3 separate regions of the Mus musculus genome follow, and regions 2 and 3 are each linked to region 1. A link is a loop called in an ENCODE intact Hi-C map of the cell type or tissue named here. Cell type or tissue: gastrocnemius. All regions are shown on one strand. Region 1 overlaps Megf6 (multiple EGF-like-domains 6). Region 2 holds the start of Megf6 (multiple EGF-like-domains 6). Region 3 overlaps Megf6 (multiple EGF-like-domains 6).

Evidence for each region. A loop is a pair of places that touch in the nucleus more often than their neighbours do. Peaks named below come from ENCODE experiments on the same cell type or tissue, not always from the same donor. Only the 100,000 strongest peaks of a DNase experiment are listed, where the experiment ranks them.
Region 2: a loop joins it to region 1, with 3 times the contacts of the local background. A loop is called at or near these places in 17 of 42 quality-filtered maps.
Region 3: a loop joins it to region 1, with 3 times the contacts of the local background. A loop is called at or near these places in 5 of 42 quality-filtered maps.

What each region holds. Positions count from the first base shown.
Region 1 is chr4:154,269,109-154,277,108 of GRCm38, forward strand. It overlaps Megf6 (multiple EGF-like-domains 6), which reads left to right. Exons shown (of 37, transcript NM_001162977.1): 32 at 539-667; 33 at 785-913; 34 at 1,294-1,422; 35 at 1,515-1,643; 36 at 2,503-2,631; 37 at 4,700-6,613. The coding sequence ends at 4,767. Among named protein-coding and RNA genes, the nearest start is that of Gm52687, 27 kb to the right of the region's middle. In gastrocnemius, a CTCF peak has its summit at 4,102 (motif pointing left); a DNase peak (open chromatin) is centred at 4,084.
Region 2 is chr4:154,166,515-154,174,514 of GRCm38, forward strand. It overlaps Megf6 (multiple EGF-like-domains 6), which reads left to right and starts at 4,199. Exons shown (of 37, transcript NM_001162977.1): 1 at 4,199-4,628. The coding sequence starts at 4,510. In gastrocnemius, a CTCF peak has its summit at 754 (motif pointing right); DNase peaks (open chromatin) are centred at 751, 4,209, 5,287 and 5,871; H3K4me3 peaks cover 2,211 bases; H3K27ac peaks cover 274 bases.
Region 3 is chr4:154,204,211-154,212,210 of GRCm38, forward strand. All of the region lies in intron 3 of Megf6 (multiple EGF-like-domains 6), which reads left to right. Among named protein-coding and RNA genes, the nearest start is that of Megf6, 37 kb to the left of the region's middle. In gastrocnemius, no CTCF peak of the experiment used is centred here; DNase peaks (open chromatin) are centred at 468 and 3,271.

The DNA of each region.
Region 1 (8,000 bases):
CACAAGCTGGAATAGTGACACATGGGTAGACCAGGGGACAGTGGTCCTGACCCACACCACCAGCATACTTGCAGCTCCTCCCTCACAAAGGCTGTTCTCGGAACCCTTGTTCTCAGCCTAGGACTGGTGTAGTCAGATTAGAAGTCCAAGGCCAGGCTGCAGCCAGGATGGCACCTGGTCCCGCCTCACAACTAGGAAAGACAGCCGTGTGTAAGGTGGTCAGCAGCAGGCCATGCCTGACCCTGGGTCTCCAAGGCATACATTCTCAGCCCTGAGGAAGTGATCGGAAGCCTTCCTGACTCCTAGCTGGCTGTGTGGGTACTTACTTACAGTCAGTCCCCTGAAGACCGTGGTCCCTGTTATCAGACCTGATGGTGGCTGCCCAGAATTCTGAGGGATTCTGTGAGGGAGGGGAAAGCCAGTACTAGGCGGCTCAGGAAGCATTTGTGGAACGAACATCAGTCTGTGTGGGGACATGTCCGAAAGCACGTCCAGCCTTGGCCAGAGTTCTCTTGTTGTGCCCGCCTTCTGCCCCTAGGCTGTCCCCAGGACCGGTTTGGCAAGGGCTGTGAACACAAGTGTGCCTGCAGGAATGGGGGCCTGTGTCATGCTACCAATGGCAGCTGCTCCTGCCCCCTGGGCTGGATGGGGCCACACTGTGAGCACGGTGAGTGTGAGGGGTGGCTGGTCCCTGAGAAGGAGGCGGAGTTTGGGGGCCTGGGAGGCTGTGTAGGGGTGGTGAGTCAGGGAGCAACTAAGAATCCATTTGCCCGTCCCTGCACAGCCTGCCCTGCTGGGCGCTATGGTGCTGCCTGCCTCCTGGAGTGTTCCTGTCAGAACAATGGCAGCTGTGAGCCCACCTCCGGCGCTTGCCTCTGTGGCCCTGGCTTCTATGGTCAAGCTTGTGAAGACAGTGAGTGGGGCTGTCCCCTTCCCGTGTGTATGCTGTCTAGGCTGGTCCTGGCTCATGAAGACAGTGGTCATCCTCTCAGGCATTGCTCATGGGGAGAGATGGGATGGCCAGTCTCTGAGGCTGGAAGGGTCTGCTCAGGGTCACACAGGACAGGTGGAGATGGGCTCCCATGCTAGTGCCTTCTGATGCTTCTACCTTGCCATGTGAGCCCTGGCTGGCATGCAGAAGCTAATGGTGGAAACTGGGAGGGAGGGAGAAAGGGAGGCTCGGACACACAGGAAAGGTCCTCTCTCCGCTCTTGGATTTGGTCCTTTGCCCACTCTGGGAAAACGAGGGGGTTTCTGCTGCCTTTGCTTGGCCTAACTCGGATCCCTCTCCAGCCTGCCCTGCCGGCTTCCATGGATCTGGTTGCCAGAGAGTTTGCGAGTGTCAACAGGGCGCTCCCTGTGACCCTGTCAGTGGCCGGTGCCTCTGCCCTGCTGGCTTCCATGGCCAGTTCTGCGAGAGGGGTGAGTGTTTGCCTCCCCCTGACGACCCCTGTGCTCTTTCCTGTCTTGGTTAATTTGGGGGAAGGGAACATGGATCCCATTGCCTCCACCAGGGTGCAAGCCAGGCTTTTTTGGAGATGGCTGCCTGCAGCAGTGTAACTGCCCCACGGGTGTGCCCTGTGATCCCATCAGCGGCCTCTGCCTTTGCCCACCAGGGCGTGCAGGAACCACATGTGACCTAGGTGAGTGTGGGCTCCTTCCCAGGATGAGATGTAGGGGTAGGGCTACACTAACAGCAAATATCAATCATATGGGTTGTCTGCCTGCCTGCCTGCCAGGCCTCAGACTAGGCACTGTGCCCTCCTGTGATCTCTGCTTCTCCCTGCACCCTCTGAGGGCTGTGGCAGTGGCCAGAAGATGATATACCAAGCATAGACATCCATCGGAGCTGCCAAGGCTAGGGTCATGCTCTGTGGTAGCCTTAGAGTCTTGGGACTCTGTCTGGGTATCATGAGAATGGCTCTAGCGAGGTAGAAATATGTCTCTGACTTAACAATCGTGGCCATGACCCTTTTAGACCAGACTGCCTGGGGCTGTAAAAGTGGCCTAGTGACTTGTGGATTCATCCAGCCCTGGGGACAGCAGCTGTGGCTACTGCCTCACCAACCCAGGCAACAGGCAGGAATGCGTGTGGGCCAGTGCTTCTCCATTTAAGAGCTCAAGGTTAGGCCGAGCATGGTGGCGCATGCCTTTAATCCCAGCACTTGGGAGGCAGAAGCAGGTGAATTTCTGAGTTCGAGGCCAGCCTGAACTGGTCTACAGAGTGAGTTCCAGGACAGCCAGGGCTGCAGAGAAACCCTGTCTCGAAAAAGCAAAAAAAAAAAAAAAAAAAAAAAAAAAAAAAAAAAAAAAAAGCTCAAGGTTATAAAACTCAGATATTTTAGAAGTAGATAGGAACTGTTAACCTTTTCAGGGAAAACTGAGGCCCACGGTCTTCTCCACTCCCTTCCCATAGGACATCGTTCCACCTGAGCTCTCCGCCCAGGTCCAGGCAGATGTGACAGTGCTCATGTTTCTCTCTCCCACCTCCTGCCTCTACAGATTGCAGAAGAGGCCGCTTTGGGCCGGGCTGTGCCCTGCGCTGTGATTGTGGGGGTGGGGCTGACTGCGACCCCATCAGTGGGCAGTGCCACTGTGTGGACAGCTACACGGGACCCACTTGCCGGGAAGGTGAGTCAGGTTCCCAGAGGAGGAATTGAAGACTCCCATCTCTGGTCAGGAATCCACCCCTTGCCCCAAGACCAAGTGGTGGAGCCTGACCAGTCAGTGAGAAACTTGGCCATCCCTTCCTGGCACCCAGAGTCCACACAGCTCCCGGTGGTGATGAGGAGGCCTCAAGCCACTTCCCATGGCAGGAACAGGTTGCACTGCCAGCCTAGAGCATCAACCCTTTCCCCAGAGTGACCCTGCAGATTACAGTGTGAGCTCACAGATCCATATGCAGGCAGGGATGGGCGATTCAGTATGGGGGGGTGCATACATGAATGCCCATGTATCTGTGAGCAATGATGCATGTTAGCCAGGACATGCAAGTACATCAGTGTGTTGTGAGCTACTGAGTGTGCACACGTGCCAGCATGTCAGAGCAGTGATAGAAGCATGAGAGGGCAACTATGCATGCACTGTGTGTGTGTGTGCGTGCGTGCGTGCGTGCACGTGCTCCAGATATGCGTCCTGCTGGTGCATGCACCCCGGGTGTGTGTGTACTGCAGGTGTGTCCTGCTCATGTGTGCACTCCAGGTCTGTTTGTGAACTCCAGATATGTGTGCACTCCAGGTGTTTATGCATGCTGCAGGTGCATGCACACCAGATGTGTGTGCACTCCAGGTGTGTCCTGCTCATGTGTAAACTCCAGGTGTGTGCACTCCAGGTGTTTATGCATGCTGCAGGTGTATGCACACCAGGTATGTGTGCACTCCAGGTGTGTGTGCACAATCCTCCTGGTGCATGTATGATCTTTCTCAATACCTCAGCAAACTCGGCCTGGGGAGCCAACAAGCGGCACCATAAGGGCTTGGGCTATCCACAGGGGTGCCTTACAGGTGGGAAGTACAGTCCCATAGAGCAAGTGTGCATCTTCCTGGTGTGTGCACACAGTGCATGTTCTCTGGGTCATGCATGGGCTTTAGTTCTGCATTTTATGGGTGAGTATATGTCCCATGTATATATTCTTCAGGTATGTGTGTGCTCCGTGTGTACATACATGGCTTCAGGTCTACCCGTGTGCCCACATCTTTGTGCATATTCTGGTGGTGTCTGTGCACCAGATGTGTGTACTGTGTTGAATCCAAATGCATGTGTTACCTACCTAGGACAGGCATGCATGCTCCAGTCCACGTGTGCACTCATGGTTTATTGTACACTTGTGCCTGAGTGTACCCACATGCAGAGCTGAGGCAGTAGTCCCTTGACCCCCAAGTCCCCGAGGCTCTGCGGGACTGCACCTCCCACCTGCAGGGCAGAGCTGGGGATACCGCACCCCTGTGGATAGCCCAGGCTCTTATGGTGTCCTTGTTGGCTCCCCAGGCCCAGTCTGCTGAAGGTGTTGAGAAGGATTTCTGCAGAGGGAGAAGGGAGGCTATGTACCTGGTGGGAGGGAGGTGCCTGGGTACATAATGCTACCCACAGTGACCTCCAGTGGTAAAATGTGGTACTACACCCTAGGACATCCCTATGTACATTTAGCATAGACATTTATTTAGCACATCTCTGAAGATAGGACCGTGGGGAGGGCATTGGGAGTCCTGGGGTGGGATTAGCTTAACTTTGGGCAAAGCCTTCCCCAACCAGCCTCAGAACCCTGCTCCAACCCTTCTTGGAGGTTGGCAGAATGGGAGCTGATCAGACCCCCCCCTCCCCCCAAATGCTTACAGTAAAGTGGAGAAGGACCTGCTGGTGGACATGTGGGGTCCCGGTGGGTGTGGGTAACTAATGCCTTACTGCATCATTACTGGGGGCAGCTGTCACCCAGCTAGCTCATGCCCAGCCTAGGTGATAGGTGCTTGCCCAGGGGCTGCTCTTTGGTTAAGCCTGGAGGAGGAGTCCCATACGAGGATGAACATTTTTGCTTCCCTGGACCTTGGAGATGGGGCTGGACCACATGGGGGAGGGGGATGGGCTATTGTCTTTACCAGGCTTTGCTGATGAGGGAAGATGACAATGTTAGCCTGGAATGTGGCTGTTTTGAGGGTTTCCACCCCACCTTATTGCTAAACCTCTTTTCTTCCCATGTCCTCAGTGCCCACACAGCTGTCCTCTATCAGACCAGCACCCCAGCACTCCAGCAGCAAGGCCATGAAGCACTAACTCAGAGGAACGCCCACAGAGGCCCACTACTGTGTTCCAGCCCAAGGGACCCAGGCCTCTGCTGGTGACTAAGATAGAGGTGGCACTTTTGGATCCACACCTCTTCTGGAAAGCCATGGATTGCTGTGGACAGCTATGGATAGTCATATAGCCACACACCCGGGCTCCATGGTCATGGGGAAGAAGGCCTCCTTTGGACACAAGGAATCCAGGAAGTCGGCTGGGCTTCGGGCCACTGTTTACATGGGGACCCTGCAGGCTGTGCTGTGGAATCCTGGCCCTCTTCAGCGACCTGGGATGGGACCAAGGTGGGAATAGACAAGGCCCCACCTGCCTGCCAGGTCCTTCTGGTGCTAGGCCATGGACTGCTGCAGCCAGCCAACTGTTTACCTGGAAATGTAGTCCAGACCATATTTATATAAGGTATTTATGGGCATCTCCACCTGCCGTTATGGTCCTGGGTCAGCTGGAAGCTGCCTGACCCCAGAACTTAGGCAGTGGCCTGTGGGGTCTCCAGCAAGTGGGATCAAGGGTTTTGTAAAACCCAGTGAGTTAAAGGCACAGTGGTGTCCCCATTGCCTGGGTTTCTGTGCTTTCTGTAGACTCCGTGGGTCCTTCCAAGAGCAGGTGGCCTGAGGGTTCTTGAATGGGAACCTCCTGTACCCCTCTGTAATGACATGCATGTAATGTAATGCTTCAGTCACCTTAGGGTTCTTCCTGACTTCCAGCTCTAGGGCATGAGGCAGTGCCTGTCAAGGTGAATTGTTCCAGAGAACACATTGATGCCTGAGACACCTCCAGAGACTACAGAACAATGTCCCAGAGGGAGCAGGGCAGGGGTAGTGTGGAAGGAAATCCATGCTTAACCAAGCCAGCTGACCCCCTGCCTCAACACAGTGATGGACAGGCAGCATCACAGGAGCCAGGCCTCTGCTCTCACTCAAGCCCCTTGTTTTGGATCTGGGTGGTGGCTGCCTCCTCCCTCTCCCACTGCATCCGAGGCAGCTGAAACCTCCAGGGACACTTCAAAGGCCGCAGTGGTGTGGCCAGTAGTGGGGAGCAAGTCAGTCGGCCACTGTATAGAGACTTAGGTTAAAGCAGAGGGATGGAGCAGAGAGTGGGGTGGAGCGTTGTGTGAATGTGAAGCAGGCAGTATGGGGACGAAGGAGGAATTCTAAAGCACCCAGAGGGAAAAGGGTTTTAAGAATCAGACTGGCCAGAAACTCTACAAGGGAGGGGCTGGCAGCCAGGAAATGGTGGTGATGTCACAGGTATTGAAAATATACAATTATATCCAGCTAAACTATCACCATGCCCACAGGTTCACCCATGTCTAATTTGGAAATATTTTTGGGAAGAGCCTAAGAGACCTCACGGCACACTTCCTACATGGCCATCATGAGGAGAACTGAAATTTTCCTTCTAAACCACAGGTCAACCCCAGGCTGGGTAACTGTGGGGCAGACACAAGGGAAGTCAGAGACAGGGCATCACCGGTCCTGTGACAGGCAGAGAGGCAGCAGCTGTAGCCAGCAGAGGTAGGAGATAGAGAGGCCCACTTTAGCCCACCTGAGGACCAAGGTCCACCCAGGGACAGGAAGGGAAAGAGAAACAGGGATGGAAAAAGCAGGCTAACAGGGCCTGAGCAGATAGTGATCCAGACTTCACTAAGAGTCATATGATCTTGGCTGGCAAGGTGGTTCAGGGGGTTAAGGCCCTTGCTACCACGCCTGACAACCTGACTTAGTTTCCCCTGTGATAGAAGATTAGTGACTTCCACGGGTTGTCCTCTGACCTCCTCATATATACCCCCAATAAATATTGTAATTATTTTTTTTAAAGCAAGTCACAGGATCTAGCCTGTAAGAGCCAGTTGGAGGGTAGAAGTACAACCATGGCCAGAAGAGCTGCGGAGGATGTTTTTAAAGGTTTGTTTTTAGGATTCACGTGAACGAGGCTGCCTGTGGAGGCCAGAGGCATCAGATCCCATGGGACTGGAGTTCCAGGGTCTGAGCCGCCTGATGTGGGTCCTGAGAAGTGACTGCAGGTCCTCTAGAATAGAGTGTATTGCTCTGACTGCTAGGCCATCTCTTCAGTCCCTGAGGAAGGAGCTTTACTGTTGTGAAGGTACAAAGCATTGTGGCTATCCACACACACACACATATATGGACACATGCATGCACACAATACACATACACGAACACGCAAACATGGGCACACACACACACACGCATTTATGCATGCACACACACTCACATGAATAGGTGCTCAAAAATCCAGGGCAATGGTGGCTATCACGGGGAGAGAGAAATGCATTACGATGTCATGTAACACACTCCATGTAACCGTTAGGTTAGGCAAACCAAAAAGCAAGGATCCAATCTGTAAAAGCTTTAGCATGTTACGTGCTTGAGATATTTGTTTATAGATACCTGCTTACATTTACATGGATTCTTTATGCCCATCAATAGGGCTGTGGGTGTCAGGGGGAGGTACTGGAGATCCAACTGGGGCCCATCACACACTAAGCAGATGGTCTTATCACCTGGCTAGTGGTAAGAAAGCCAACATTCTCTCCTTTGAAGACTAACAAGCCCATCATACTGTGGTTGGTTGACTGCCTGCCTGTTTGAGATAGGCCTTGCTATTAGCCCTGGCTAGTCTGGAGTTTGCTATGTAAAACAGTTGACTTGGATTCAGATGTTTCCAAGTGCTGGCATTACTGACAGGCATGCACAACCGTGCCGGACCAGACTGATATGTTTTTAAATATGAAGTGGAAAAAATAAGGGAGAAGCAGCTACAGACAGTGAGAGACTTAAAGAATGTGACGGGCAGCTGTGTGCGAGCACTCGCCACTCTCGCAGACTCTCAGAGGTCTAGGGTTCAGTTCCCAGCAATGACATGGTGGACCATAATTCCCCTTAACCTCATTTCGAGAGACTCTGACACCCTCTTCTGGCTTCACCAGGGTACCAGGCATGAAGGCCAAGCACCCCTTCACGTAGAATATTTTCTTAAAAAGTTAAAAAAAAGGGGGGGGGGATAGTGGGGTCAAAGCTACAGTCTTAAGTGAGGTGGCAGGGAAGTTGGGTCCTGGGGTAGAGCCCCCATGTCAGTGTCTCTTGTAGCCACCAGAAGGCCTGAGAGAGAAACCCTCACCTTGTGGCTGGTGGTGATAGTCATTAGGCAGCCCGGCGGCATAAGGAGTCAGGAATGTTCTGGAAGGACTA
Region 2 (8,000 bases), 100 kb before region 1:
GAACTGCCAAGCAAAGTCCAACCCAGAGTGTCATCAGGGTTGTGACTCAGTGACATTTTAGCACACTGCTGGTGGAAGCCACGGCGGCAGGGTGGACGGAGGAAGGGAAAATCCTAGGAGATCCTAGGAGGTGGGTGCTGTAGCCACGGGTTCTGGCCTGGTGTGAATACCACTCAATTCGTGAAAACTCAGGACTAAATAAATAAATATATGTGTGGGCCAGGCATGGTGGCACATGCCTTTAATCTTTAGCATTCAGGAGTCAGAGGCAGGTGGATCTTTTAGTTCAAGGCCAGAATGGTCTACAGAAAGAGTTCCAAGGCAGCCAGAGCTATATAGAGAAACCCTGTCTCAAAAAACAAAAACAAAAAAACAACGAAATGTTTGTGTGTGGTGTATTAATGTTTTGCTTTAATAAATATATTTGTGTTTCACATGATGCTCAATGTCCACAGAGGCTCAGAAGAGGACATTGGATCCCTAGGAATTAGAGTTACAGAGCATTGAGTGACTGGCCATGTGGGTGCTGGGAATCAAACCCAGGTCCTCTAGGAGAGCAGTCAGTGCTCTTAACCACTGATTTATCTTTCCAGACTCAAGGGCAAATTCGATCTTTACCCTGTGAATGGGATGATCAGACCCTAAAGTGGAATGTGACACGTGACCTATTTTCAATAAAGGATAGAACTGATGGCCCACCCTCCTCCTGAAGCCAGCACTGTGGTTCGTCAATATGCCCAAGCCCACAAGAGGGCGCCATGCCAACAGTCCAGTTCCTGCAGATATCCTGAGGTTCTTGACAGCACATTTAAGGCAGTTGCAGCTAAATTCCAAAGTAACTAAAAGGAACTGGATAGATTAACCTCTAAATTAATTTGGAACAATGACCAAGAATTGCCATTATAAGACCAACAAGATTCCTCGGCAGGTAAAAGTGACTGTTGACAAGCCTAATGACCTGGGTTTGACCCCCGTGGCACACATCATAGAGGAAAAGGACCAGTTCCATCAAGTTGTCCTCTGATCCCTACACGTGCACAGCGGCACATGTGATACCCAATAAATGAATGAGTCTAATAAAAAAATTTAAAAGTATCTGCAGGGAAAACCAAGTAACGGATTTCTCAGACCTATGGATACAGCTATGTAAAGCCAATACCCAGAGTTATATCAGGAAGGTCTCAGTGGCCAGCTCTTGCTCTGTCTTGTTCCAGCAAGGAAGGACAACTGACACAACAATTCTAGATGCAGTCATTGGAAACACCCAGAAGCGGGTGCTGCATGTGTTGAGCTAGGAGAGAATATGATATCAGTAGTATCCTGGTGACCAGCTAGCCATTCGTCCTCTCCCTGAATGGCAGACAGGGATGGACTCCGAGTGAGAAAATACACACAACAGATTGAACAACAGAGCAAGCAGCCACCTTCCTGAGCCAAGTGCCTTATGCATTTTCACAGGCATGTTTACATGAGGACATTATCATGCAAGTACTTGATGAACCCGGAGTGCGCTCTCCCCCTCGACTCGCCCCTGCACTTATTTCTGAGTGATGGGGAGACAAGCCGAGTGCACACCTCGTGGAATTGAGCCGCCCTGTTGACCATGTTGTGACTGTCACTCCAGCCCGTGAGACAATTTGAAATAATCATGTCCAACCAGCTGTCGTAATTTGTTAGCTGTAAAGTTGCAATATGCTTGCTGTGAGTTACAGAACTGTATTAAATACATTGTCATTTGATTCCTAGTTTTATGGGGGCATTTTTGTTTGTTTATTTGGCTGGTTTTAAGATAAGGTCTCGTCTGGCCCGGTATGGCATTAAACTTCTGCTTACCCTGACTCCTCCCCCACCCCGCCCCCTGCCCCCCCCCCCCCCCCCCCCGCCAGGGCAAGTGTGTGTAGTGCTGGAGATTTGACCTTGGAAAGCATGCTAGGCAGGCACTCTACCAACTGAGTTATATCCCCAGGTCCTGATTACAATGACAGACTGTAAGTGTCCTCTCTGCTCCACTCTTGTGTTGGGCAATCAGATGCTCAACCATCACCCATGCTCTGAGGAGCCAGACTGGACAGGAAAAGGGTCTGTCTCTCTGGGGCTGGGGTGAGGCTCCAGCCAACATCTGTCTAAGTGACAGGTGCTTGGAGTGTGTGGTCCATGCTTCATCTACCCACACCTGCCCGGGAACAAGGACTCTGTCCGGGGATAGTGGACAGACCACACACTGCCCATGTGTACGCCACCCACCTTAAGAGACACATGCTCGTCTTAACCTAACCACAGGAAGCACCTGATACCCGCCAGGACTCTTCACCTGGCACAGAGGCCTGGTGCCTGGACGGGACATGGGCAGAGATGGAATAGCCTAGGGTCAGTAAAGCTCTGACCCAAGGAAACCTTCAAGTTGAAGGGGTTTAGGAATTCACGCAGGAGGCCACATACCTTTGTAAAATTAGCAAAGCCATTTTACTTCGTATTGTCTCTCTTCAGTAAGGGCCCCACATAGGTTTCGGGATACTAAAAGCACGCCCCCTCCCCCACCCAAGGAGCCGAGAAAATTTCACCCACTCACCTCCAGACTCTGGTCCTGGGGCACGGTTTCACAGAGCAGGTGGTGAACTTCTTCAGGTCCCCATCCCTCATGCACACAAGCATTCACACACGCCAGCGCCGGGAGAGACAGAGGTACAGAGGAGCAAGCTTAAGCGCCTGGGCCCAGTGTACAGTTCCTGTACTTCTCCACAGTGGTGGGCCCCTGGCTGAGGAGGGATATGAGATGAATTCCTGGGTGCAGACATTGGGAGTCCCCCAGAGGGCTCGGGTCAGCCTCTGCTACTGAGATCCAGGGAGGGTCTGGTGATGGGTTTGAGCAGAAGGGTGAGTCCCAGCACAACAATGCAGGGCAAACTGGGGTCCTGTTTGGGGCATCAGGTGGCAAGTTCCAGGACCCATTGCCCTCCAGAATCTGTCTGTCTATCCATCTCTCCCTCCCTCCTTCCTTACTTCCCTCCCTTCTCTATTTCCCCTGAGGTTATACTCCTCTATGTTTACTGCTCAGATCTGAAACCTGAGTTTTCTAAACTCACTCCACTCCCTTCCTTGCCCTCGGTTCCGCATCTGGGCCAGCAGCAGGTCTAAGCTGACAGCACCTGCCCAGTAATGAGACCCACAGTCTTTTGAAATGCGAACTTTTGCAGCGGCATTTCCAGGTCCCCCAGCCAGAGGCCCCCTCAAGCACTTGCTTCAGGGGAAGAGGAGGCTGGAACACCTACCGCACTCCTCAGGGATGGTGGAAGAGGGCAGGCTGGGTCCACCCATCATGTAAAAGGGCAGGCACACCTCTCCAGTAGGACAAGGAGGAGCTGATCCTCACACAACTATCTGCAACTAGTGAGGTCCGCTACCATACCCTCATGGGACTCTCCCAGCTCAGCTTCACAAAGAGCCCCTCTGAGTGTTTGATAAGTCCTGGACTAAGAGATGCCACGTACAGCGCTGGTCAGTCTGCCCCTAACCGCGGAGAAAGTCAAATCAAATCAAAGCCAGGCTTAAAAGACAATAAATACCTGGTGCAGGGAGTCGCCTCACCTCCTAGACCCCTATGCAGGTGCCTAGTGGGACCTACACGCCCACTCCACCCCATGCTACCGTCCCAAAGCACTCAGTACAGAACTGGGAATACGAAAGCCCAGAGGGTGGTGTGTTACCTAATAAAGTCAGTACCCAAAGGAAGTGCCCAGAGGCACTCAGAGGCTGTCCCCCCCTCTACCTCCCGCTCTACTATCCCTCCCTGCTTCTGGGACAGCGGTGGCGGGCGCGCGGACGAGGGGCCAAGGGAAGGTGACTGCAACTCCAAGAATCCAAGGGTGCGCTTGCAGAGGTCTCAGATCTGGATAGAGCGGTGTTTACGAAGTATGGACCGCGCAGACTCGACAGAATTGTTCACTTGGTTGGGGTCAGACCTGGGACTCTCGGTTGCAGAGAGAGGGAGCGCAAGTGAAATTGGAAAGCTTTAGGGGAAAGTACTGGGAAGCGAGCTTAGCCTTAAAGGTAGGACCAGGAGCCGGAGAGGGGAGGGGCTGAAGCGGGGCTGGAAGTGGGCTCTCCCTATTGGGATTGTCTGGGCGGGGCCGAAGGCGGAACGGGCGTGGCTTGGGCTGGGGGTGGGGCCAAAAGGGGCGGGAGCGGGGTCGGGAAAGAGGGGGCTGGGGTCGGGCCGGGGGGCGTGCGGCGGGCGGGCCTGACGTCTGCTGCGTCCCGCTCCGAGTTTGCTCTCCATCACTCCTGGCAAGTGTCTGGCCGCGCCGAACCGAGCGCGAAGGTCTCGGAGGTCCGGGCAACTGTCCCATCTGCACCTGCGGGAACCTCGCGCCCCGCACCTGGCGCGACTGGGTTGTGGTGCTCCGCTGTCCTCTGGGGGTATGGCGCCCGTGAAGACAGCGTCTACTGGCCGTAAGGGCCGCCTGTGAGTCGAAGATCCCAGGACCGAGTGGGAGCGCGACCGCGCGCACTATGCCTGTCGGGGTGGAGGCGAGGGCGTCTTGGCGCGTGGTGGCCCTGACGCTGCTGCTGCTCCCCGCCGTGCCTGCAGCCTCCCAGCCGCTACCCCCGCGCCCGCTGCAGCCGAGCATGTGAGTAGCGCGAGTCGTGAGGCTCCTGGCGGCGAAGCTGACCCGGACAGAACTCGGGGCTTTGTCCCTGGGGCCACAAACAATGGGCTCTTTGCTTTAACTGAGGAGGGGATGGTCTAGACCCGGGGTCCCGGACTGGATTTGGTGCCCTCGAGTCTGCCGCAGGGCCCATAGCCTCCGGGTTCCCGCCCCTGCAGCAAGGGTCCTGCAGACTTAGACGGATGCCGAACTCCGGAGAGGTGAGGAATCCAAGCCCCTGCGGCGCAGGGTCCAGCTGGGGAGCCAGCTTGGAGGCGGCCGAGAGGAAGCAGCCTGGTCCCACTTCCTCCCCAAGCTAGTCTCCTGGGGTCCGAGGGCCTGCGCAGGGGCGGGGGTGCCCAGAGGGGGCTGCCAGCACTGTTTTGTGTGTTAAACACGTGCGCTCTGGGGCCTCGGGAGAAGGAATTCAGTACTAGAATGGGCAGGAAGAGAGGGTCAGGGAGCCAGCGGCGACGGATTTAATTTTGAAAGATGATTCCCCAACAGGCCGGTTAGCGGTCTCTCTTAAACTGCAAAGCGATCCCCCTCTGTTGGCCTCAAAGGAAAACTGGTGCGAAGTGAGACTGAGAGTGGATGTACAGATGAGAGGCCTGCCCCCCCTCACCAGCCCTTCCCCGCAGGGTGCAAGGTGGAGCCTTGTAAACTTGGCAAGGCTGCTGGGGCGGCACGGGGAGTGGACCAGGGACCCTTCAGGCCCTGGTTGGGGCTTCCATTCTGCCAGTTCGGGCATCTTCTCACCCACAGAGGAGACTTGCTGCTTCTGTCCAGGGCTGGCACTGACCGGTCCACTATGTACCTGGCCGTGAGGACAGTGTCATGATTCCCTGGGGAATGAGAGGACAAGCTTCCTACTGGGACAGGTGCCCTCGGGACCTCCTCCCTGGGTCTTGCTTTGGTCTTTGTGGCCATTACAAAAAAGAGCTGGATCTGAGTTGGGGTCCTCTCGTCTATGAACAGAAGCAACCTATGTCCCCGACTTCCGCTGCTCCTTCCTCTTAACTGAGTTTGTTCCTAGGGAGCTTCGGTCCTAGAATGATTATTGCACTAAGCGTGGTGGGCTAGGGCTGCCAGCCTGCCTGTCTCTTTCATGGTTGAGAGGGGCTGCAGACACGGTCTTCCCGAGGTTGGGTGGATGCAATCTGGCACGAGTGGAAACTGTTGCTGGCCCTTTATGGGTTCCCCACCCTGCTCTGTCCGTTCCTGCTGATCTCCCTGGGAGTGGAGCCAAGGGCTTGCTGCCTGTGTCCTGCTCACCTGGGCCCAGGAAGCCTTTAGCTGTTAAAAAAGCTGTTGGAATTAGCTGTGAATGGGTAGCGGGAGAGCCTGACTCTTCTTCCTCTTGATGCAATTTCCAGAGACTGCCTTCCCTTCTTCCTGCAGAAGTGGCTGCATCTCTGCAGCCTGTGCATCCACTTGCTGGCTCTTCTGTGTCCCAATAAACCTGTGTTCTCAGATTGTCCACTTTGGGTGGGTCTGAGTTCCAGGTTGGGCTAAAACCCTGGCTCTCTTCCCCAGACCTACATCTCTTGGGCATCTGCACATGGGCTCTAGCTGGCTGGGCCATCGAGGCAGTTTCATTTGGCCAGACCAGTGGTGATTTATCTCCGTGGGCTTTGTAGGAGGGGCTGCTTAATTTGCTGAACACATGCACAGCAGGTGGAAGCCATGAGAACCAGCTTTTAGAGGTGACCTCGCAGGTTTGCTCTTAGTTCCTTGGAGGAGCAGGGGAGGGGTTCTGGGAAGGCAGCCGAGGACCCTAGGAAATACTTCTTGGCTGATCCTCTCTGCCCTGCTGCCTTTCTCTCCTGGGGAGTTCTGATGAGCTGGCAGGGCCTGGCACAGCTGCCGCACCTCTTTGGCCAGTTTTCCTGAACTGATAACTGCAGAGTTTTCACAGTACTTTGCCCTCCTGCCCACGGCCCCCTACAGTTGGTGTGCAAGCCATGGGCCTCTGTGGGCTCTAGAGCAGCTCTCACTCCCATCCCAGGTGCCCCGTAGACCCCCATGAGTCTGCTGGAACAGCGTGGGTGATTCTCTGGCTGCTGCTGACCACAGGTGCTCAGAGTCAGTGGGTGGAGCATGGCCACCTACTTATTTTTTGCCTCTAAGTGACTTTTCAGCTTGGAGGAAGTATGACCTGCCTGCTTCAGCTGGGGTGGGAATGATTGCTGAACAGCGTAGGGTTGGCATCACTCCTTAAGGGCTTCCCTGCAGCCCTGTGGAGGATGGAGAGAGGTTGCCCATGTGTTGAAGCTCCGACCAGCTCTGCTTGAGGCTGCGCCAGCCGCTTGTTCACATACAGCTTCAAAGCACAGGGCTTCCCCCAGTCTGGAGCCCCTTTGGGCAGCTAGGCTGAGAAACCCAGTGCTGGGGCTTTGGAATCAGCTCACGATGTTGACCCTCTCCTACTACCCAGGCAGGTAGGAGGCAATCCCCACCAACTCAAGTTCCATCTTGCAAGGTGCTCTTTGGGCATACTGGCCCGGAGGGCTTAAACAGCCACATTCTCTGAGACTGAGGCTTCCTCTAGTTTATCTCTCAAGTAGCCCCTCTTTAGGATGTGAGGACGTTGGATGGTGAATGACCAGATGCCCCAGAAGACAGGAGCTGCTGTGCCTACAGAGTGAGGTGGGGGGAGGGGTGGAGTGTGTGTGTGTGTGTGTGTGTGTGTGTGTAGCAGGGGAAGGACTGTGTGTCTGCTGAGCATCCTGTGCTGGTCATGTGCCTGGCAGGAGGCACCTGAGGGTCTCTCTCTGATCTGCCTTTTCATAGTGTTGACATGCCCCAGACAACCACTGGGCTCCTATCCTCAAAGCCTGACACTTCCCCGTGTGCCCGCTGTACCCAGGCCAGGGGTGATCCATGAGGCAAATGAGGCAAATGAGGGAGGTATAGACAAATCCTCCTCCTGAAGCTACAGAGACAGTGTGCCTCCCGCTTCCACACCTTGGTGAAAGGTGTCGTCATTGCCATGAGCTTCCCTGGCCTCTAACTCCTGCAAAGACTGCCAGCTTCTTGGAGCCTCACTCCATCCTTCATCAGAGGCTCTGCAGCTGGGCCGAGGTCCCCTCCCTCTGATGGCACTGGGTCCACCTTGTGGTTTGGGCTTTTCCTTTCCTGCCTTGGTGGGAAGCTGCATGAGAGGGCAAGGAACAGAAAGATGCCTTTGACCTGCTGAGGAGCTTGAATCCCCCACCATGTATGCTTGCCCACACTTCCTAGAAGAGGCACTGTGCCATCCCAGCCCCTCGTTCATGCCATTGAACTGCCCTGTTGGGCTCTTGTAAGAGCTTTGAAGCCTCTGGGTTGCTCTCCTGTCTATGTAGATTCCTG
Region 3 (8,000 bases), 65 kb before region 1:
GACTTGTGGCACTGGGACCACCAAGCCCTAAGTTCAGTCCTGCAGCCCAGGTATCTCCATATCTGTTACATCTGACCCCAGGACCAGCTGACCCTGTAGGCTGGTCCACTGTCACCAGCCCCAGGTGCTCAAAAGTGTTGGATGGACCTCGGGGGCTCACAGCTGTGGGGTGTCTTGGGTGGGAAGGGATCTCAGAGTCTCCATAGGCCGCCAAGGGGCCTGGCCTCAGATGGAGGTGTGTTTAACATTCTTTCTAGAGGCAGGAGGTTCTGGCTTCTTCCAGCCAGAAGACACAGGTTTCTAGGAGCTTCCTGGGAGCTGGCTCTGTTCCTGCTCAAACAACAGAGATTGACTTGTGTCTTGTACCCTCTCTTCCTGGCCATGGCCACGCGCAGGCAGCACTGTCTGGAGAGGCAGACTCTAGGAAATCTGCTCTTAGCTCATCTCCAGGATTCCTGGGGTGCGAGTGTCTGTTCCTGTTCCAGCAGGATGATTAACCGGGAATCTGCAGGTGGGGGAGCTGGCAGCTGCTTCCCAAATCTGCTCTTGGGTCTTAGCCCCAGGCATTCCAGAGCAAGGCCCTGCCCTCTGTGCCCTGTGGTGCCAGGCCTGTACACCGTCATGAGAATCCAGGCCAGCTGATAGCAGGACAGGTACCGTGGGGGGAGGAGGTAGCCGCTGAGGTGCATCCAATCAGGGCTGGCCATGGGGGAGCTGCTGCCCAGGTCACGCTCAGACCAGCATCTCTCTGGAGCCAAGAGCATTGGAGAGGTTGCTCCTCCATGGCAGGCTCAGGGCCCCTGAATCTGGGAGTGAAGGCCTCTAGTGGCTGACTCTGATCTCAGGAGGGAGGCTGTGTCCTTTGATAAGCTTCTTGCACTGGGTGCTAGGTTTCAGTAGCACCAGCCTCCAAGGCCAGGATGGAGTGGTGAGCACGGTGGATCCCAGGCACATTCGTGTTTCCTGAGTGGACATGGCACCCACAGCCAGGGATCCTCTATCTCTCGAGGAACTGCAGTGTGCCTGCTACACAGGAACCCCAAGGTCCTGGGACCTCAGGGCAGAGAGGCCTGCAGGTCCATAGTCACTCAGTTAACTGGACATTTCAGAAGACCTATAGACAGTGGGTGCTATTGGGGGCTGAACCCCAAATGTAGAGATAATCCAGTATGCATTTGGCAACCCCGGGCCCAGAGTCCTCCCTCAGCCCCAGCTTATACTTTCTTGGCCTGCCTTTTCCTCTCGGCTCCCCTGGGAAGGCCTCACTCACCCAGCTGTCTGTGTCTGACCCTCAAGGACTCTTCCAAAATGCTGCCAAGGAAAAGGGATAGGTGTGGTCTGGCCACTGGCCAGCAAGGATGACATCATCTCCTTTCTACCCTGATGTGTTTGGAGACGCACCCCAGGACAATCGCTTCCTCACATGGACAGGAAGTGGCTACATGTCCTAGGACACCTCCCTTTGTGTCTGCACAAGGCAGGCAGGGTCCTTGATGTTGACTGGGCCCTGTGACTTGATGTTCACTGTCACCCAGTGAAAAGGGCCTGACACACATCAGTGGTCCGTTGAGGCTGTCTGCCTTCATGGTGAACTCTTTTCTACCACAGGGCTTGTGACTATATTTATTTGCAAGTTGGGGTGTCTGTCCCCCCTCCGAGCTCCATCCAGCCTATAGCTGCATGCACCTCTTTACTCTTAGTGTTCCTCATTCCATGATCAGCGGTGGACCCTTGAGGTATCTCTCCATTTCCCAGGGGCACCCCCATCCTTGAGAGCCTTCCTGTGTATGCCATAGCCAGCTTGTCCACTCTAGTCTTCTGTGGCCGCATTGCTCCTGGGTAGTATCTGGGTTCCCCTTGGTGATGAGAGGCCTGCAGGCAGGGTGCAGTGAAGACACACCGTCCTCAGTTAAGGAGGTGGAGCTGAGAATACATGGCATTAGAGGTGTCTGTCCCTACGTGGTACTCAAAGCGACGTGACCCATGGACACACAGGAAAAGCTACTCTGCAGCCCCTGTGGAGGAGAGAGCCCCCCACAGGGCTCAGTCCCCACTGCCTCTCCGTTGAACTCTGTGTGTGATCACACAAAGTTGTATAGGTGTTAGGTGGCCAGCGTGCCAGGCATCCTGTGGTTCATGGGGCATGAGTTTTCTGTAAGATTCTCCCATTCACTCTGTAGATCAAGATAATGATGTTTATGTTGTTATAGCAACGTCCAGGCACCGAGCTCTTTAGGGGACTTCGGTGTGGCCATCACCTTGTATCTGGAGACGTTTGCAGGGCTGAGCTGGTGGCCTGCTTTCCCTTGGCCGAGTTGCAGGGCTGGTGTGGTCAGTGGGCAGGGGTTGGCAACAGGCTCCAACCTGTCTGTAACCCTCTGCATTCTGTCTCCCAGGACTGCACGCTTATCTGGGTTATTTGGATTTTATATGGGGAGAAAGTGCTTGGCTACAGGCTCTTCTGGAGCCTGTGGTTGGAACATCCCACACCTCTTGGCCTTGTCAACTCAGGATCTCCCCACCAGTTAGATCAGGGCCTCTCTGGTACTGAGGATTTGAACCTGGCCCTGGCCAGCTGCTCTTTCCTGTGAGTTTCTGGGTCTGTAGTCCAGAAGTGGAGGAATACAGGATGCAGAATGAGACCTGGAATTTGCAGGCCGGGGTGAGCGAGAGCTCAGGGAAGGCATATCTTAACCACATCCCCTATGGATCTGAGACTACACATTGGGCATGACCGTGGTTACATGTGGCTATGTGTGGTGACTCCTGGGAATGAGGAGAGCTGTGCTATACAGAGTGGGAATACCTGTTTGGGTACTTGTGACCGTACAGGGAGAGACTAAGGGATTCTTTTCTGTCACTCTGTCCAGTGGGCGGCCTCCGAAGGCTGCTTGCAAAGGTCCTTGGTTAGTGTAGTCTCCGTGGCCTGGATGCTCAGACAGCCTCATAGTGACCAGGTACTGCACTGGACAGGACTTGGTGCCTGTTGTACTAGTTGATGCCCTCTCCGCCTCTGGAGGAAGGGCCTAGAACTTAACAGTCCAAAATATGCCTGTTCTCTTAGGGTTGCTGGCCCCTAGTCCCTTGTCGCAAGAGCTGGGGCACCCAGCTTTCCATATCTTTCATACCTTTCCCTGGGTGGCAGGAAATCTTGAGAGAGGAACCCTGAGACAAGCTGGGTCTGGCACTGGGCAGATTTAGAGGTTCACAGACCCTCTTCTGGAATAGCGCGTGTTTTGGTGCCTTGTACTCAAGGTGGTGTGCTGGTGCCCTCTGGTGGCTATGAGAGGCTCATGCCTGCCTAGAATTTAGGGTCATGAGAGCAGTCATGATCGATCAATCAGGACAAAGATAGTCTGTGCCCAGCATGGTGGGGAGGGCATAGGCACAGGTCTGTCAGGTGTAGGGTACAAACGCCTGTCTTGAGGACTCTCTCTGGTTTTGGGGGCCTGAGGGTGGAGAAACAGAAGGTCCATGGAGGAGCAGGTAGAGTTACCTGGGGAAATGGCAGCTGGGCTGGAGACTGGGGCTAGGTTTGTCTATGATGACAATAGTCCAGGACACAAATAGATCCCAGTGTAATGGGGACAGGGAAAGTGAATCCCCATTAGTGATGAGCCATGGGTATAGGGAGAGGCTGTAAGGGCTCTGGTATGGATGTGGAGGTTTTTGGAACGTTTCCTGAACCAAGGAGGGTTTGGGAAGGAACAAGCTATTGGGGTCCTGAGAATGGGTGAGGCAGGGAAGTGCCCTGAGGAAGAGGACTCAAGCCTTCAGGTACAAGGCACAGCAGGATGGGTAGGGCCACAGCCCTCCTTTATCAGAGATAGTGCAGCCTGAGCCTGCTCCACTCAAACCCTGTCTCCTGGTGGCCTTATGAAGAACAAACAGCCCTCACTCCCCAACCTTCCTACATCTTAGTTCCTTTCCCCTCCACTTTTCAGTGTGTGTGTGTGTGTGTGCATGCACATATGTGTGTATGTATCTGTGTGTGTTTCTGTGTATATATATATCTGTATATATGTGCATGTGTGCATCTGTGTGCATGCATGTGCATGTATGCCTATTTCTATGTGCATATATGTCTATGTGTGTATATCTATGTGTGTATGCATATACCTGTGTGTGTGTCTGTCTGTGTGTGAGTGTATCTCTGTGTGAATCTGCATGTGTGTATCTGTGTGCATGCATGTGCATATGTATGTGTGTGGGGTTGTAGGTTGTGCTCCTGCAGATTCAAATATGACTTTGTAAGCCTGCCTCGATCTTCCTCCACATTATCCACTAAGGCAGGATCTTAGTTGAATCCAGAGCTCACTAGTTTGGCTTCTAGGATATCCTGCATCTCTGTCTTCTGATAGGCTGACATGAGCACTGGGGATTTGAACTCTAGCCTTATGCTTGCATAGCGAGCATGTTACTCACTGGCTTGCCTCTTAGTTCCAATACACCTGTAGTATGATATTTGTTTGTAGAATTTATGCCCAAACCAGATCCTGTATAGACTAAAATCCAGGTCCAGGCTCTCTGCCTTCAATAAGCATTCTCTTAACAAATGTTTACTATTCTTTATGTGCACAGGGCACATCAGAGGGACTCTACTACAGGTGTGAGATGTGGCCTGTTCATGGGGACCTGTAACCAGCAAGAAGGCAGATGTGACAGGCCAATCACAGAGACACTCAGCCAGCCTGGGGCCAATACTGACTATGTGATCAGGGTTAGTCAGCAGGCAAGGAGACAAGGAAAGGTGTGGGAGCAGCAGATAAGGGTGAGCAGAAGTCCCCAGGTGGGGTGGGTTTCCCCATTAGACACAGGTGGCCTCTTTGGAGAGGCCTTCAGCCAAGTCCTGGGTGCCAGGGGATAGCCAGTGCCCGGCTCTGGAGCAAGTGCATGGAGGAGCTGCTGATCTGGCCATGTGTTCGGGATAGGGCAAGGCAGATGCTTGGCTGGCCAGAGGATTGCATGTATGCAGCCCTCCCTCATAAATCGGGAGAGCGTAAGTGGACAGCTGGCCAGCTCTGACTAAGTCTGACACCCAGGGTAGGTTCCCAGCCAGGCCCAGCTCCATCCCTGGCAGGGTGCTGAGCTCTGCTGGAGGGAGCTGTAGAAAAGGGAAGAGCGTCCCAGACTCTCTAGTTCTTGGCCCAGAAACTAAGCAAGAGGCAAAGCTGGTCATAGCTGGTCACCAGACTATGGGGGAGGAGGGAGGGCGAAATATGAGCTGAGATCTTCCAAACCTGGGAGAACCAGAAGTCAGGGTTCCTGACAGAGTGACAAGGGGAGATTGGGGCAGACAGGGAGGTAGAGGCAGAGGCACACTAGGAAAGGGGCTCCCAGCATGCCTGGCTGGCCCCCAGGGTGCTGCTAGCTTGGTGCTGATCTCCCCCGCTAGTCCGTCCTCCTGGCAGAAAAATGAAAGGTTCAGAGTCATGGTCATGGCAGGGAGTGAAGACCTGGACGTTTGGGGGATCTGAGGAATGTTCTTGGCTTCTTCTGAGCCTTTTACATCTTGTCTTGTTTTCTGAGAAACAAATGGAAAAGAAAAAAAAAAATATCCAAAGCCCATTCCTACACTTTTGGCTGCTGGTGTATATAAACAGAGGGAACCTGACAGTTCTTGGAGAGCGAGAGGGGGGTGGGAGGGCCAGCTAAGGAGGCCTGTGCTCTCCCCTGGTTTTGGTCACTGGTTCTGCAGCTGCAGGGGTCTAGGAGGGAGGCTCTTTTCCTATGCAGTCAGGAGCATTATCTATTCCACACCTGCCCTAGCCCCCTGGGGCCCAGCCCCAGTCCTGAATGAGCACTGTGTCACCTGCTGTGAGGTGGCTGCAAGGTCATGCTGATTCCTAATGCCTCTGTCAAGAGCCTGGAGGGCTGAGTCCTGGGCTGAGGGCAGGAGGAAGCAGGAGTCTCTCTGTCTCAGCGACTGTGTGGAGCCTTTGGGTCCTGTCCCATCCTGTCACTCCTATGTCTGACTTTCCATGATGTCTTCCCCTCATTTTTCTCGGGCCTCAGCTCTTGGCTGAGAGGAAATCCTGAGCTGTTCCTCAGCTTTCGGGTTCCATTAGAGGGCAATGTGATCCTCCCACCGCTGTCCTCCCTCCGCTGTCCTTCATGTTAAGCTGGCGGTTGGAGGCTCCCTCCATGTCCTCTGGCCAGAGCCAGTGGTCTTCTCCACTGCACACAACCTTAGTGTTCCCTGTGATGTCTGTCTTCTGCTGAATAAGGCTCTCTAGAAGCCTCTGAGGAGATGTCACCCAGGGCCACCTCTGTGCCTGGCCTAAGGGTGAAACACAGGGTCTGCGGCTTTGCCCTGCCTTCCAGGGACCCTGGAACTGTGGACAGGCATGGGCCTGAGGGCACTGGGGCTTGTGTGTGTGTGTTTGTGTGTGTGTGTGTGTGTGTTTGTGTGTGTGTGTGTGTGTGTGTGTGTGTGTGTGTGAAGAGGCCAGCTGTGGAGGAGACTCCCTTTCTTAAGCAGAGCTGTTGGCCAGCTGCTCCTGTAGCTGCCACAGTGGAGGCCTGTGACTTTCCCAAAGAGCTTACCCAGTGGTCTTAGATCTTTAGGCAGGTGGGGGAGGTCTTTCTGGTTATTTCTGAACCACCATGTCTTGTCTCCAAGTTGCCCTGGAAGCCATGGTGTGTGGTGTGTGGCGTGTGTGTTGCATGTGTCTGGTTTGTATGTGTATAGCATGTATGTGTGGTAAGTGTGCTGTGTATGGTGTGTAGTATGGTGTGTGCATGTGGTATGTAGGTGTGTGTGTGTGTATGCGTAACTGTGATGTGTGTGGTGGTGTGTTTGTGTGTGATGTGTGGGTATGTGTATGGTGTGGTGTATGTGTCTGATTTCTATGTGTGTGGTATGTGTAGTTTGTGTGTGTGTGGTGTCTATGGTGTGTATGATATATATGTGTGGTGTATGCGGTATTGATGTGTGATGTGTGTGTATATATGTAGTGGTGGGTATGTGTGTGTGTGTGTATGGTGTTGGTGTATAGTGTGTATATGTGTGATACATGTGTCTGATTATATGTGTATGGTGTGTGTGATATGTGTATAGTATGGTGTATAGTACGGTGTGTGCATGTGGTATGTGGGGGTGTGCTTGTGATGTGTGTGGTGGTGTGTATGTGTCTAATTTGTATGTGTGTGATATATTTGGTGTGTGTAGTGTATGTGTGTGTGTTTGGTGTGCATGTGTGTGTAGTGTGGTGCATGTATATGGTGTGTGTGCTTTAGTTTTGAGGTATTGTGGGAACAACAGTTGTGTGTGTTTGTAGTGGTATGTATGTGTGTATGTGTATGGTAGGGCGTGTGTGTGTGTGTGTGCGCGCGCGTTCGCGAGCACATACTGGCTCCCAGCCTTCTTTCCCTCTCCAGCTTCCTGTTGGAAAGTATCGTTAAACCCCTGGCTCATCCACTGTGCATGGTTCACTGAAGTGAACTGAGCTGGCTACATACTTGTGCTAACGACTTCTGACATGCTGGAAGGGGGGAAGGTAAAGCAGCCAGAGCTTGGGCAGGTGATGGCCTGATGCTCATCCCCGGGAGGGAGCCACACGGTGGAAGGAGAGACCGGAGGCCTGCAAGCTGTCTTCTGACTTCCACAAGCATTGTGGCACGAGTGTTCACACACAGACTTGCACATGAAGTAAACAAACAGAATTGCAATGTGAGAAGATGACGTTTCTGGGGACCAGGAAGAGAGGGGTTGGAGACAGGAGATGTGGCGGGCACAGACAATATGCTGCATTGCCTCATGGAGGACCCGTGCCACTCCTGTTCAACACCCTGGAATGTGAGGCACCCAGTGTGAGTCCTGAGCTTGGGGTCACAGTGGTATGCCACCCTTCTGCACAAATGCCCCCTCCCCCATGTGACATTAATAAGGAGTCGATAGAGCCGGGAGGCTCAGCAGCTAACAGCACAGCTGCTCTTCCAGAGGAGCCAGCTTTAATTCTCTGTACCCACACGGTAACTCCAGCCCCAGAGTATCCAGC